Regions from separate parts of the Mus musculus genome. Here all the other regions are linked to region 4. The links are chromatin contacts, found by POLR2A ChIA-PET in ENCODE. All regions are on one chromosome and are shown on one strand. Each heading gives the region's core, a stretch centred on a gene start or an enhancer-like site at or near the end of the contact. The rest is flanking DNA. Distances are from core to core; before and after follow the strand shown.

Region 1 (2,971 bases), core at 314-2,813, 160 kb before region 4:
ATCTCCAGCTCCAGGGGGATCTGATGCTTCTAGCCTCTACAAGTACCCACAACTCCTCACGACCACCCCATCTCAGGACCACACCCCTATACACATACACACACACAGGCTTATTCAAAGAGTCTCATCTCTTCTGGTTGTAGAAGCCTCAGTGATATGTCAGTTCCCTTGGAATTTGATCAGTACTATGGTTATTAATAAACCCAAACCATGGTTGGTAGACTCGATGAAGCCCAAACTCCTCCTAGGTGCTCTCATTTTTTCCAGAGAATGAAACACACACTTTAATATAAAGCCACTTGTCCAGTGAAAGAGAACTCAACGGCTCTCAGACAGCCTCAAACTCCTTGAACCACAGCTAAGGTCTAATTTTTGGGGGGAAGCGTTGCAATCCTAAGTGGCTCTGAAACAGATGAAAGATCACCACTGTTTTTTAATTTTTTCCTTCTTAATACATCTACTTTTCTTTCAAGCTGAAACTCCACACAAACTTCACCAACTTGACTGGGTGAGACGGTATCTAACATGCTAATAATCCATGATAACCGGCTCAAGCTTGTTTTCCTCCTCACACCCAGGGATACCCTTCTGCCTCTCCTCCCATCATCGTTAAGTTAAAACCTCTCGGAACCACCACCCTGGGGCAAGCAAGAGAAACGGAGGAAATGGTCTCGAAGTGAAATCACTTTCTCTCGCTAACAAGAGGCACCCCGGCTTACTGCGAGCGACACGGGATGGTACCAGATTCTCTGGCGAGTCGTGGGGGCAAGTGGAGAAGACCAGGAAGGCCCTGCGAGCACCCGGGGTGCCAAAGCCTGGAGGCAGGCGGGATGCTGGGGAAAGTGAAGCATTATCAGGCAAGTATCAGAAGCAGCCAGGGCGACGAAAGAAGGCAGGACAGGGCAGGTGAGAGATCGACACCCCCCCCCCCAGAACAACCTGAGGAATTCCCGCCTAGTAGGGTCAGTGAGGGTCCGGGTGTCTCACCAGAACGCCGCGTTCAGCCCCAGGCACCACAGGGCGCTCCTGGCCGGCCGCTCCCACACCAGGGCTGCCTGCACCCGGCTCAGCAGAGGCTCGTAAGGGCCCAGCACCTCCACCAGGGTCCGCTGCGCCGCCTCAACCTGCTGGTCGCGCTCCCAGGAGCCGGACATAGCTCGGCGGCCCCTGAAAGCCAACCCCGAAGCTGGACCCGGGGCCGCGGCCACCCCTTCAGCCTCCTCCATCTCCCCTTCAGCAGCCACAACATCCGGGGCCACGGCCCGGGAGTCACAATAACACCGACTGCGCAGAAGCACGATTTGGCTGCGGCCGGGCGGAGAAGGGGCGGGGCGGGGCAAGTGCCGGAACGCCCACGCGCGCATGCGCAGACGCTCCGGTGCGCATTCATCAGACGGAAGAGAACACTGCGTCGAAATGCGTTCCCGGCGCTGAGCGCGATTCGGAGCCGCGCACGCGCAACTCGCACGACTGAAGCCCGATGAAGGAGGAAATTTCATCTGCAGAACCCAGCTCCCATTGGAGCGGAGAACGATTAGGGGTGGAGCGCATTGTCTGGCGCCTGCGTCTTGCCGGCGAGCGCGCTAGCGGTCGGCGGTGTTGCTGGCGGGAGAGACTGCAACGCCGATGTCTGAGGAGCGATGCCGAGAGAAATCATCACCCTACAGTTGGGCCAGTGCGGCAATCAGAGTGAGCGAACCTCCCAGACCCTCTGCCTCCCAGGTTCCTTAGGTGCAAGAGGCCCTCGCAATAAGGTCATAGCTTCGGTCTGTCTGCAGAATCCTAGTTCTCCCCCACAAAGGCGATTCCCAACCCTGTGCCCAACTGCCTAAAGCCAATGGACCTTCCCCTGTCCAGTCATTGGCCTAGACACTAGGGAGTCCCAAGGCTAATCTAGATCCCTAGACCCAGGCGTTCAAATCCCCCACTGGCTATTTGGAACCTACCCAGACTCACGTATCTTTTTTCTTCACCTTCCGCCTCCCTCTCTTAGTTGGGTTCGAGTTCTGGAAACAGCTATGTGCCGAGCATGGCATCAGTCCCGAGGGCATCGTAGAAGAGTTCGCCACGGAGGGCACTGACCGAAAGGACGTCTTTTTCTACCAGGTGCTCCCCCAAGTGACTTGACCAGGACCCTGGCGGGACTGGCAGCGCGATCTGGTGCTGGGAAACTCTGAGTGGATGGATGGGAACAGAGTGGCTATCTTGAGGGAGAGCCTGCAGGAGCCAGAGTTGGGAGGCTTCAGGACTTGACCCATCCTGGCTTCCCTCTGACAGGCAGATGATGAGCACTACATCCCCCGGGCTGTGCTGCTGGACCTGGAGCCCCGGGTGATCCATTCCATCCTAAACTCCTCCTATGCTAAGCTCTACAACCCAGAGAACATCTACCTGTCGGAGCATGGCGGAGGAGCTGGCAACAACTGGGCCAGCGGATTCTCCCAGGTCATTTGCTGTTCCCCTGAAGGGCTCTCAACTCTGTGGGTGGGCACAGGCCCTGTGGTTTTTCTACAGATGAAACTAGGTCAGAGATGTTCGAGTGCTGAGTAAGATAGCCATGGCTCCAGGAGCTAACTGGAACGCTAAGGACGCAGTCTAGCTAGTGCTTTGTTGCAGGCCATTTAAATACTTTCTGTGTTATCTTTGTAAACCTCTGACTAACCCTAGAAGTAAGTACCATGGGTTTATGATATTTTATCTACTTCTTCAGACTCAAAACAAAACTCTGAAATCAAAGATATTTCAAACTTCACTTAGCAAAACCAATGCGCAATGGAGAAGGAAGGCTATGTTGATGTATCTCGTTACCTTATTGTCAGCACTCAGGCCTCTCACTGTAGAAATGTCTGATAACACACCTCCAAGCTCCACGGCTGTATCAGTACTGTTTATTTGGCAGGTTCTAGGAATGTGCTAAACATCACATACTAGACAAACTTAGATTGCTGAGCTATGCATCACATCCACAGCC
Region 2 (2,700 bases), core at 127-2,626, 210 kb before region 4:
TGGTTTCTTTGAAGACTCCTTTGTGTCATGTAATGTTTTTCTAAAAACTGTCTTATGAGAGATGTTTTGGCTAAAGCAGACCCATGAAAAGATGATTTGCTAAGAATAGACACATGATGTTCTTCTAGAGACAGCCTAAAAGGGGGGGGGGTGGATATGATGTTTTACCAGAGCATATACTTGAGAAAACACATGATGTTTCTTTTAAAAAGACATAAATATAGCCCAAGGGACAGTAGACACTGCCAGATGGTGTTGGTTCACCTTGCCATTCTTTGTTGGTTATCATTTGTCATCACTTCATAGAAGGAAACGCACCAGGTAACTTCTAACAGCTTTATGACAATGGGTAAGTCTTTTTTTTTTTTTTTTTTTTTTGAACGTACTGAACACGAGTTTTCCTTTGAAATGCATTAATTTAACAGACCACCAGCTTCCAGCATCCTGGAAGCTAAGAATGTTATCTGAAGCCTGCAACTGATTCCCAGATTCACTATAACCCACTTCTGATGTCTCCACCAATCTATTCAAAAAAGTGTTTTGATATGTGCTCCATTACTATAAAAACTTCAAATTATTTCCACATTGGAACATGGAAACTGGGTTGACCTAAAACTGTTCCAGGGCCATGGTCATTCATATTGGGCTTCAGAATAAGCTCTCAGTCCTTTTGAAGCGAGAGTTGTGGGTTTTGCTGTCAATAGAGGACAATCTCGGGTGTTACCTTCTACCTTAAGATAAGGTCTCTTCCCCATCTGTCACTTTATACATCAGGGCAGCTGTCTCCAGCGCTCATCTCCCGGGAGCACTGGGATTGCAGCCTCCCAATGCTGGGACAGCTTTATGTGGATTCTGCCAATTCAAATGAATGTCCTCAGGTGCAAGCGCTTTATCCACTGAGCTATCTTCTCACCCAGAGAAATCCTTATTTGGTTTCCAGATCTTTAGCCAGAAATGACAACTGAGACTTCTCTAATATAAACAACAGTCTGATACGAAATAAAATCCAAATACACATTTATTAGATGAGGGGTTAGAATATAGCTTAGTGGTAGAGCCAAGTCTTGGCTGGCTTCAATTCTCGTCGCTTAAAAGAGTGGCTAGATATTTGGAAGGGAAGTGACTTGCGGAAGAAAGAGGGCCGAATCTGAAAGGGCTTGGGCATGCGCAGCGTCTCATCGGGCCGAGGATGTTTCATAGGGTCACGCACCCTCCAGCCACGAGCGCGGTCAGCAGACCCTGACCAGTGTCTGAGTCCGGAAACCAGGTTCTCCGGGCGGGTAGCAGGAGCCAACCTTCAGGTCACGTGGCCCGAGGTCGGCAGCCGATTGGATGCTGGCAGCCCTGCCCCGCGGGCCCGGAGCTTGGTATTGGTTGTGAGGGGGCAGCGGCCGCGCGGTTGGCATCATGGAAGCCGCGGGGCTGGCCGTGATTCTGGGGTTCCTACTCCTGGCTGGGGGCTCTGTGGGTGATGAGGCTCGGGAGGCAAAGGCCGTGCGGGAACTGGTGGTCCGGCTACTGGGACCCGGGCCGGCGGCCAATTTCTTGGTGTCCGTGGAGCGCGCGCTGGCGGACGAGTCGGGCCTGGACACCTACAGCCTGAGCGGCGGCGGCGGGGTGCCAGTGCTTGTGCGCGGCTCCACGGGCGTGGCGGCAGCCGCGGGGCTGCACCGCTACCTGCGTGACTTCTGTGGCTGTCAGGTGGCCTGGTCCAGCGCTCAGCTGCACCTGCCGTGGCCGCTGCCCGCTGTGCCCGACGGGCTGACCGAAACCACGCCCAACAGGTATTGATGCTGTGGGTCCCAGACGGCTGGGGCAGCTGCCTGCAGCCTCGGGACAGCCACCGTTGGTGAGGACCAGCACACCTAAGTCGGGGCTGCAGCTACAGACTCGCCTGGAGACTGAGAAGGAAGTGCTGGCTCGGGGATCTGTGCCTTCAAATCTTGGCTCCCCTCTAGCTGTATATTCTTGAGCCAAATCATTTAGCTTCCCAGCCCCCACTGCTGGAAATAATGACAAACTATAGGAACTGTGAGCCCTCTTCATGAGAGAGACCAATTTTGCCTTATGGCACTGACACCCTAAGACACCACAGGATGCACAGCAGGAGCTCTGGGCATGTTGAATAAAAATGAAGTTATGTATTCACAATAGCTACTAGCTAGGGAGGTCTGCGGGAAGTTCCAGCTTCACCCGAGGTGGATTTGGAATGAGCAGGAGAGGAGGCACATTGAAACCTTTGCCCACTGTCCTGTATGCGTACTGTGTTGGGGTTAGTAGCTGCCTCTGGCTGCCTCTGAAGTGTTCCAGAGGGGTGAGTGAGGCATCCCATATGTCCCCAATAATGTGCCCCTACCCGCAGGTACCGCTATTACCAGAATGTGTGCACGCACAGCTACTCCTTCGTGTGGTGGGACTGGGCCCGTTGGGAGCAAGAGATTGACTGGATGGCACTGAATGGCATCAACCTGGCTCTGGCTTGGAATGGCCAGGAGGCCATCTGGCAAAGGGTTTGTGCCAACCTGGCCCCTCACACTCTCCTGCCTGCCTTACATACACCCCTGCCCCTGGGAAACCGAGGCCTTCCAGGGTGGGACAAAGTATCTGGCAGTATATGTCTGTAATCCCAGGACTCAGGTAGAGGCAGGAAGATTCAAGATTGAGTTCCAAGGCAGGAACTCAATCAGGGCAGGTACCTGG
Region 3 (3,000 bases), core at 82-2,581, 140 kb after region 4:
TTCTGAGTTCAAGGCCAGCCTGGTCTACAAAGTGAGTTCCAGGACAGCCAGGGCTACACAGAGAAACCCTGTCTCAAAAAAAGAAAAAAAAAAAAAAAAGAAAAAAACAACTGAGGCTTTCCCCTGGTCTACCAAATTCTTCCTTGCCTCCGATCTTGCACAGCTTGCTGGTTTCCTGAATGGAGTCTATACCTTCCTAGACCCTCCAAGGCCCTCTGTTCCGAAGCTCTGTTCCAAATCACTGTTCCAAAGCTCTCTAGCTTGTCCTCAACATGCACAAGCTCCAGCACTATCCCACCGCTTTGTTTACAGTTAGGAAGATTCTTTCAGGCTTCACTGTCCTTGTCTATGCCATCAACCTGGCTGCTAAGAAACTCTCCCAGAGCCCCCACTCTGGGTGGCACTCTCTTCTTCTTCTTTTTTTTTTTTTTGTAAACTGTAGCTAGGCTCTCCATCAAAGCACTCAAAAGGTCTGCTCTGAAAGGCACCGCCCCTCTTCTGAATTCTGGGAGGAGCATCTTAGTGCCTGTAAAATGCTTCGTGTAGATTTCCATCTCAGGGCCTTTGCACAGCTCTTCTACCTGAACTATTTCTTTTGCCCCAGAACCACTAAATAGCTACATTGGCTCATCCCTTCCCTTCACAGACAACTACCAAGCTGTCCAGAAGGCTCTCTACAGAAGAGAGCATCCCACCACTCTTTCCCTTTACCCAGCTTATTTCTAGGGACATTATCATTACTTATACCTGGCATACCGGGCTGTCTGCAACAAGCACTCCACGTGTATTTGGAGGTACTGTCTTGTTCAGTCTCTCTTCAGCGCCTGGAATATGACACACTGCCTGTGTCTTACCTACATAAGCATATGCTGAATGAATAATGCATTGAACTAACGCCCCTGGATTTACTGAGGCTGAGAAAGGGCGAACGCATTTTTCTGCAGGAGCGAACTGGAATGTGGGTTCCGGGGAGGGGGTCCGGCTGAGGCTGCTCCTAATACCTGTCCCCCGCCCTCGGGGAAAAGCAGCGTGTCTTCCAGAACCACATGGAATCCGCTCAACACTTCTTTCTTGCCGCCGCTCGCGTCCGTCTGCAGCTCGGCGGGACTACAGGAGACCACGGTGGTGGTGAACTGCGCAGGGAGAGGGGTGCGAGCATTATCCCTCTTACGCCGAGACTGGAGCCTGCAGCCACCCTCCCTCCCGATGCCCCCCTCGGTCTCAGGACCCTCGCCCACCGGTCCGCACCTCCCGTGCGTAGCTGTCGCGCTGACACAGGAACGCCATCGCGGTCTCCTAGGCCGGAGAGACCCGCGCGCGCAGAAAAGCCGGGCGGCGGACGGAGAGCGATGTGGGACAAATTTTCTTAAGCGTTACCGCGCTCGGCACGAAGGGGTATAGTGTGCCCAAATTTACTAAAACTGCCAACTGTAGGTGTTCTATGCTGTTTTGCCACCGTTTTGAGTCTGGAAGACCACAAAACTAAATACACAACTGGAGCTAAGACGTTCTTCAGCTCTTGGGGCCTTGTGATTTGGCCAGCAGAGGCCCTGTGGCATAAAGGTGGAAATGAGAGGGGCTGGACATACACAAGACACATATGTTAATATTTTACTTAAAACCAATACCCATAATATTTCATCATGTAACTTTTTTAAACTGAAGGGAAGAAATTTAACTCAGAAACCTATGATTTATGATAATTTCTATTTTTGGATGGTGGTGGTGTTTTGAGAGAGGGTTTCACTGTGTAACGTCCTGGCTGTCTTGGAACTTGCATTGTAGACCAAGCTGGCCTCGAACTTAAAGATATCCTCCTGCCTCTACCTTCAAAGTGCTGGGATTGAAGGCATTCATCACGACTGCCCAGCAATAATAGGCTAAGTGGATTTTTTTAAAAGATTTATTTTTATTTTATGTATATGAGTACACTGTAGCTGTACTCATGAGCCTTCATGTGGTTGTTGGGAGTTGATTTTTTGGTTTTTTGTTTTTTTTGGTTTTTTGAGACAGGGTTTCTCTGTATAGCCCTGGCTGTCCTGACTCACTCTGTAGACCAGGCTGGCCTCGAACTCAGAAATCCGCCTGCCTCTGCCTCCCAAGTGCTGGGATTAAAGGCCTATGTCACCACTGCCTGGTGGGAGTTGAATTTTTAGGACCTCTGCGCACTCAGCTTAACCCTATAAATAAGTAGACTGTAGTTGTCTTCAGACACTCCAGAAGAGGACATCAGATCTCATTAGAAATGATTGTGAGCCACCATGTGGTTGCTGGAATTTGAACTCAAGACCTTTGGAAAAGCAGTCAGTGTTCTTCTTAGCCGCTGAACCATCTCGCCAGCCCCGATAATTTGGATTTTTTTTTTTTTTTTTTTTGGTTTTTCGAGACAGGGCGTGTGTGCCACCACGCCCGGCGATAATTTGGATTTTTTAAATATTATTTTTACTTATGTGTACACCAAGTTACAGGTGGTTGTGAGCCACCTGGTATGGGCACTGAGGACCAAACTCTCATTTTCTAAAAACAAACAAACAAACAAACAAACAAAACACTTCACACTCTGGTACAGGAAGCTAAAGGGCCAGGCGTGACAGGGACCTCTGTGGGTGAGCGGTCTCTGTAACACCTTCCCACTGCAAAGTGGCCACAAGCTCTGCAGAGAGAAGGGGCTTTCCACAGAGAGGGGAGAATACAGGAAGGGAAGGGAAGGATCATTCCTAGAATTTATTATAATCTCTTTCTTCTTTGGCCTTTGCTTTGCCACATTTGAACACATGTCCCAACACCCAATCATCCCAAGCACAGATTCTAAGTCGAGTCAGTGGGAAGTCATCCCCAGCGGTCAGCGTCCCACCCCACCTGATGCAGGAGCACGCTCAGGCAGGCGCCCAGGAGGAAGACCTAACACGTGGAGGGGCACCCTTCAGAAAGAGCTTCTGGAAGAGTTCAGAGGTCTCTGTGGATCTTGATGCAAACCAAGTAGTTGAAGAAGGCACCATC
Region 4 (2,704 bases), core at 147-2,646:
CCACCAGGTCATGAGGAAACTACATGACCAAATGATCCAATGGCCAAGGCATGATCCCCTCCAGACCCCACCCTAGGCCTGTATAGGCAGGTACCAGTAAATGTTAAAAGAATGAAGTTACTCCTTGCTCATCCTTCACCTACCAAGCTAGAGACAGGAAAAGGCCCGTGCCATTAAGAGTCTGTTCTTGAAGGCAGAGAACAGAAGAGTGACCTTCTTCTACCCCCTAAGACCTGGGTCAGTCTCAAACAGTCCAGTAATCTCTCCCTTAAATCAGGTGGAAAGATCTCACGGAAAAAGTAATTCTAGTTAAACATTTACAGCTCCCTGGGGCAATGCCACCGCTGCAGCTAGTGCCAGGGAGCTTTCCAGCGTGAAGTGCCATATGTCTCTCTGCCCCCACACACTAGCTTGGCTTCGGGAGACATGACTCATTTTATTACTTTAACTTGACCCTATCTTTCCCACTTTAAGGTTCCAACGCTGCAGTTAAGCCACACCCTCCCCCTTAAGAGTCGGGGCCCCTGGGAGGTGAAGGGGTAAACCACAAAGTTTGGGTAAAGGCAAGGTTGCATACCTCTCAAACAAGGAAATAAAAAGGGCTGAGTAACTGGACAAACTGCACGTGAAGTGAGCAATCCCCCCCTTGGCAGCGGCCAAATGCATAGTCTCTGGCTTCTTGGGCTCAATCACACAGTCCGACGTTAGTGTGCCAGTGATGCTGTAAGACCACCAGGCATCATTCAACATATACAGGGGATCCAGCAGTTTGAAGATGGTCCATACAGTTAGGGTCCCGAAGCTCGCTCTCTCTCAAGAGCACGGGCTCGGGCAGCTTTGGCTTCATCTTCCAGCTCATCAAGGAAACGCTCTTGGGCCACCGAGTAGAAGGTGTAACCATCTGACGGAGTGGGTTCAGGAAACCACAAAGCACATGGGCATTCCTTTCGTCTAGCCACCCTTGCTGTTTTCCCAAATTAATGATTTTGGATTGCCACCCTTTTGCTCCTTTTGAACCCTTAACCAATTGTTATTACTAAGCCAATACGCGCTGCGTATATATAGTAAGATTAGGCATGAACCTCATTTGCCCGCACATTAAAAGCTACACGTCTTGTTCCCTTTTCCCTAACCCCATATGCGGTATAGCCAGGACGGATACAAATAGCTAACACCAGGGCCCCGATGCCCAGGCCGGTCATGATGTTCCGGGTCCGCCGCTGTGGCAGTGTTTTCTGCCACTGGGCAAGTTGCACCTGCCGCATAAACTGCAACTGCGCTGGGGTCAATTTCTCCCGCGACGGGTCGATGCGCTGAGCGAATGGAGCATTTCCATTCTTAGCATTCAGAGGGTCACCAGCTCCAGGGGCCGCCATGTTGCTGCTCCGCCCTAAGCCGTCAAGCCCGGAACTCGCCAGGAATTGTAGTCTTTGACTTCAGCAAGGAACTCTGGGAGCTGTAGTCCACGTGGAGTTTTCTGGGTAGAGGCAGGGTCTCTCCGCCCTAGAGGAGGGACAGGAAAGGTGAAAAGCGCCCTGCTTTCTGATTGGCTGAGCTCTCTGTGTCAGTTGGGGCGCGAAAAGCTGTTGACCGTTCGAAGCCGTGGTGGACATTATGTTTTTTCTCAGATTCGAAGCGAGGGCAAACATATAGAAAGGGAAGGAAGAATCCAAGGTGTGGCAGAAGATTCTGGAAATAAGCTAAGGAGGCCAGTTTATGGATCCCGTAAACTGTCCAAGTACTCCGAAAGACTTATGAATATGGAAGGACCCTTGAGGCCCAGGCTGGTGAACTGTAGTGACTTTCAGTTCGGAGTGGTTACCACAGAGACTATCGAAAACGCCCTGCTTCACTTGGCCCAGCAGAACGAGCAAGCCGTGAAGGAGGCTGCGGGACGGACGGGCAGCTTCAGGGAGACCCGGATCGTGGGTGTGGATGCAGAGTGGGGAGTCAGGTTTACGGGAGGCAGGGGAGCGTTGATCTTTGTTTTTCACTCAAATATTTTGCTAGTACTCTTGTTGTGCGAGGTCGTGGGGCTTATAAGCGATGAACGAGGCTTACTAGCACTCTTTTTTTTATTTCTTAACCCCCACTTCCCTGCACCACTCCCCACGTGCCTTTTTTTATTTTTATTTTTAAAGACAAAGTCTCACTGTGGAGTCATGACCTGGAACACTCTCTGTAGCTTAGGCTGGCCTGGAATTGACAGATGTTCTGACTCCCAGATGCTGGGATTAAAAGCACACGGCATCATGGGGAGTCCCCCCCCTTTTAAAATTAATGTATGTCTGTATGAGGGTATCCAATCACCTGAAACTGAGGTTATAGACAGCTGTGAGCTGCCATATGGGTGCTGGGAATTGAACCCTGGTCCTCTAGAAGGGTAGCCAGTGCTTCTAACTGCTTGAGCCATCTCTCCACCACCAGCCCCCTTTACTCTTCTTTCCATAAACGTGTTTAGAGTGCTTATCATTTACATTGCCTGGTATAGAAAGAGGGAACTGCAATCTAGCCATTGCTCTCAAACTATGTAGTCTTTAGGTGGGAATTGTTAACATATGAGCAAGTGGATACAAATAACGGTTAGAGTGATTGACACAGAGAATACAAGCTACTATGAGAATTTAAAGGAGTGGTAAGATGAGGTCCAGGGATTGAATGATACCATGAATAAAACTTGGGAAAACAAGAGGGAGGCTGGGAG

What was found. ChIA-PET counts read pairs that join two places held with the same protein, here RNA polymerase II (POLR2A).
Region 1: POLR2A ChIA-PET joins it to region 4 with 13 read pairs in embryonic stem cell. The contact joins the promoter of Tubg1 here to the promoter of Coa3 in region 4. POLR2A ChIA-PET finds 5 or more read pairs at or near these places in 3 of 5 experiments (Patski and embryonic stem cell).
Region 2: POLR2A ChIA-PET joins it to region 4 with 12 read pairs in embryonic stem cell. The contact joins the promoter of Naglu here to the promoter of Coa3 in region 4. POLR2A ChIA-PET finds 5 or more read pairs at or near these places in 3 of 5 experiments (Patski and embryonic stem cell).
Region 3: POLR2A ChIA-PET joins it to region 4 with 12 read pairs in Patski. The contact joins the promoter of Aarsd1 here to the promoter of Coa3 in region 4. POLR2A ChIA-PET finds 5 or more read pairs at or near these places in 3 of 5 experiments (Patski and embryonic stem cell).

What each region holds. Positions count from the first base shown.
Region 1 is chr11:101,118,554-101,121,524 of GRCm38, forward strand. It overlaps Tubg1 (tubulin, gamma 1), which reads left to right and starts at 1,564. Exons shown (of 11, transcript NM_134024.3): 1 at 1,564-1,689; 2 at 1,994-2,106; 3 at 2,278-2,445. The coding sequence starts at 1,641. Retreg3 (reticulophagy regulator family member 3) reads right to left here and starts at 1,288. Exons shown (of 9, transcript NM_026501.3): 1 at 988-1,288. The coding sequence starts at 1,226.
Region 2 is chr11:101,068,718-101,071,417 of GRCm38, forward strand. It overlaps Naglu (alpha-N-acetylglucosaminidase (Sanfilippo disease IIIB)), which reads left to right and starts at 1,377. Exons shown (of 6, transcript NM_013792.2): 1 at 1,377-1,784; 2 at 2,363-2,510. The coding sequence starts at 1,408.
Region 3 is chr11:101,416,102-101,419,101 of GRCm38, forward strand. Aarsd1 (alanyl-tRNA synthetase domain containing 1) reads right to left here and starts at 1,332. Exons shown (of 12, transcript NM_144829.1): 1 at 1,249-1,332; 2 at 1,002-1,133. The coding sequence starts at 1,287. It overlaps Ptges3l (prostaglandin E synthase 3 like), which reads right to left. Exons shown (of 7, transcript NM_001357574.1): 7 at 2,713-3,000.
Region 4 is chr11:101,277,552-101,280,255 of GRCm38, forward strand. It overlaps Coa3 (cytochrome C oxidase assembly factor 3), which reads right to left and starts at 1,397. Exons shown (of 2, transcript NM_026618.2): 1 at 1,163-1,397; 2 at 419-901. The coding sequence starts at 1,376. The coding sequence ends at 789. Cntd1 (cyclin N-terminal domain containing 1) reads left to right here and starts at 1,652. Exons shown (of 7, transcript NM_026562.2): 1 at 1,652-1,929. The coding sequence starts at 1,755.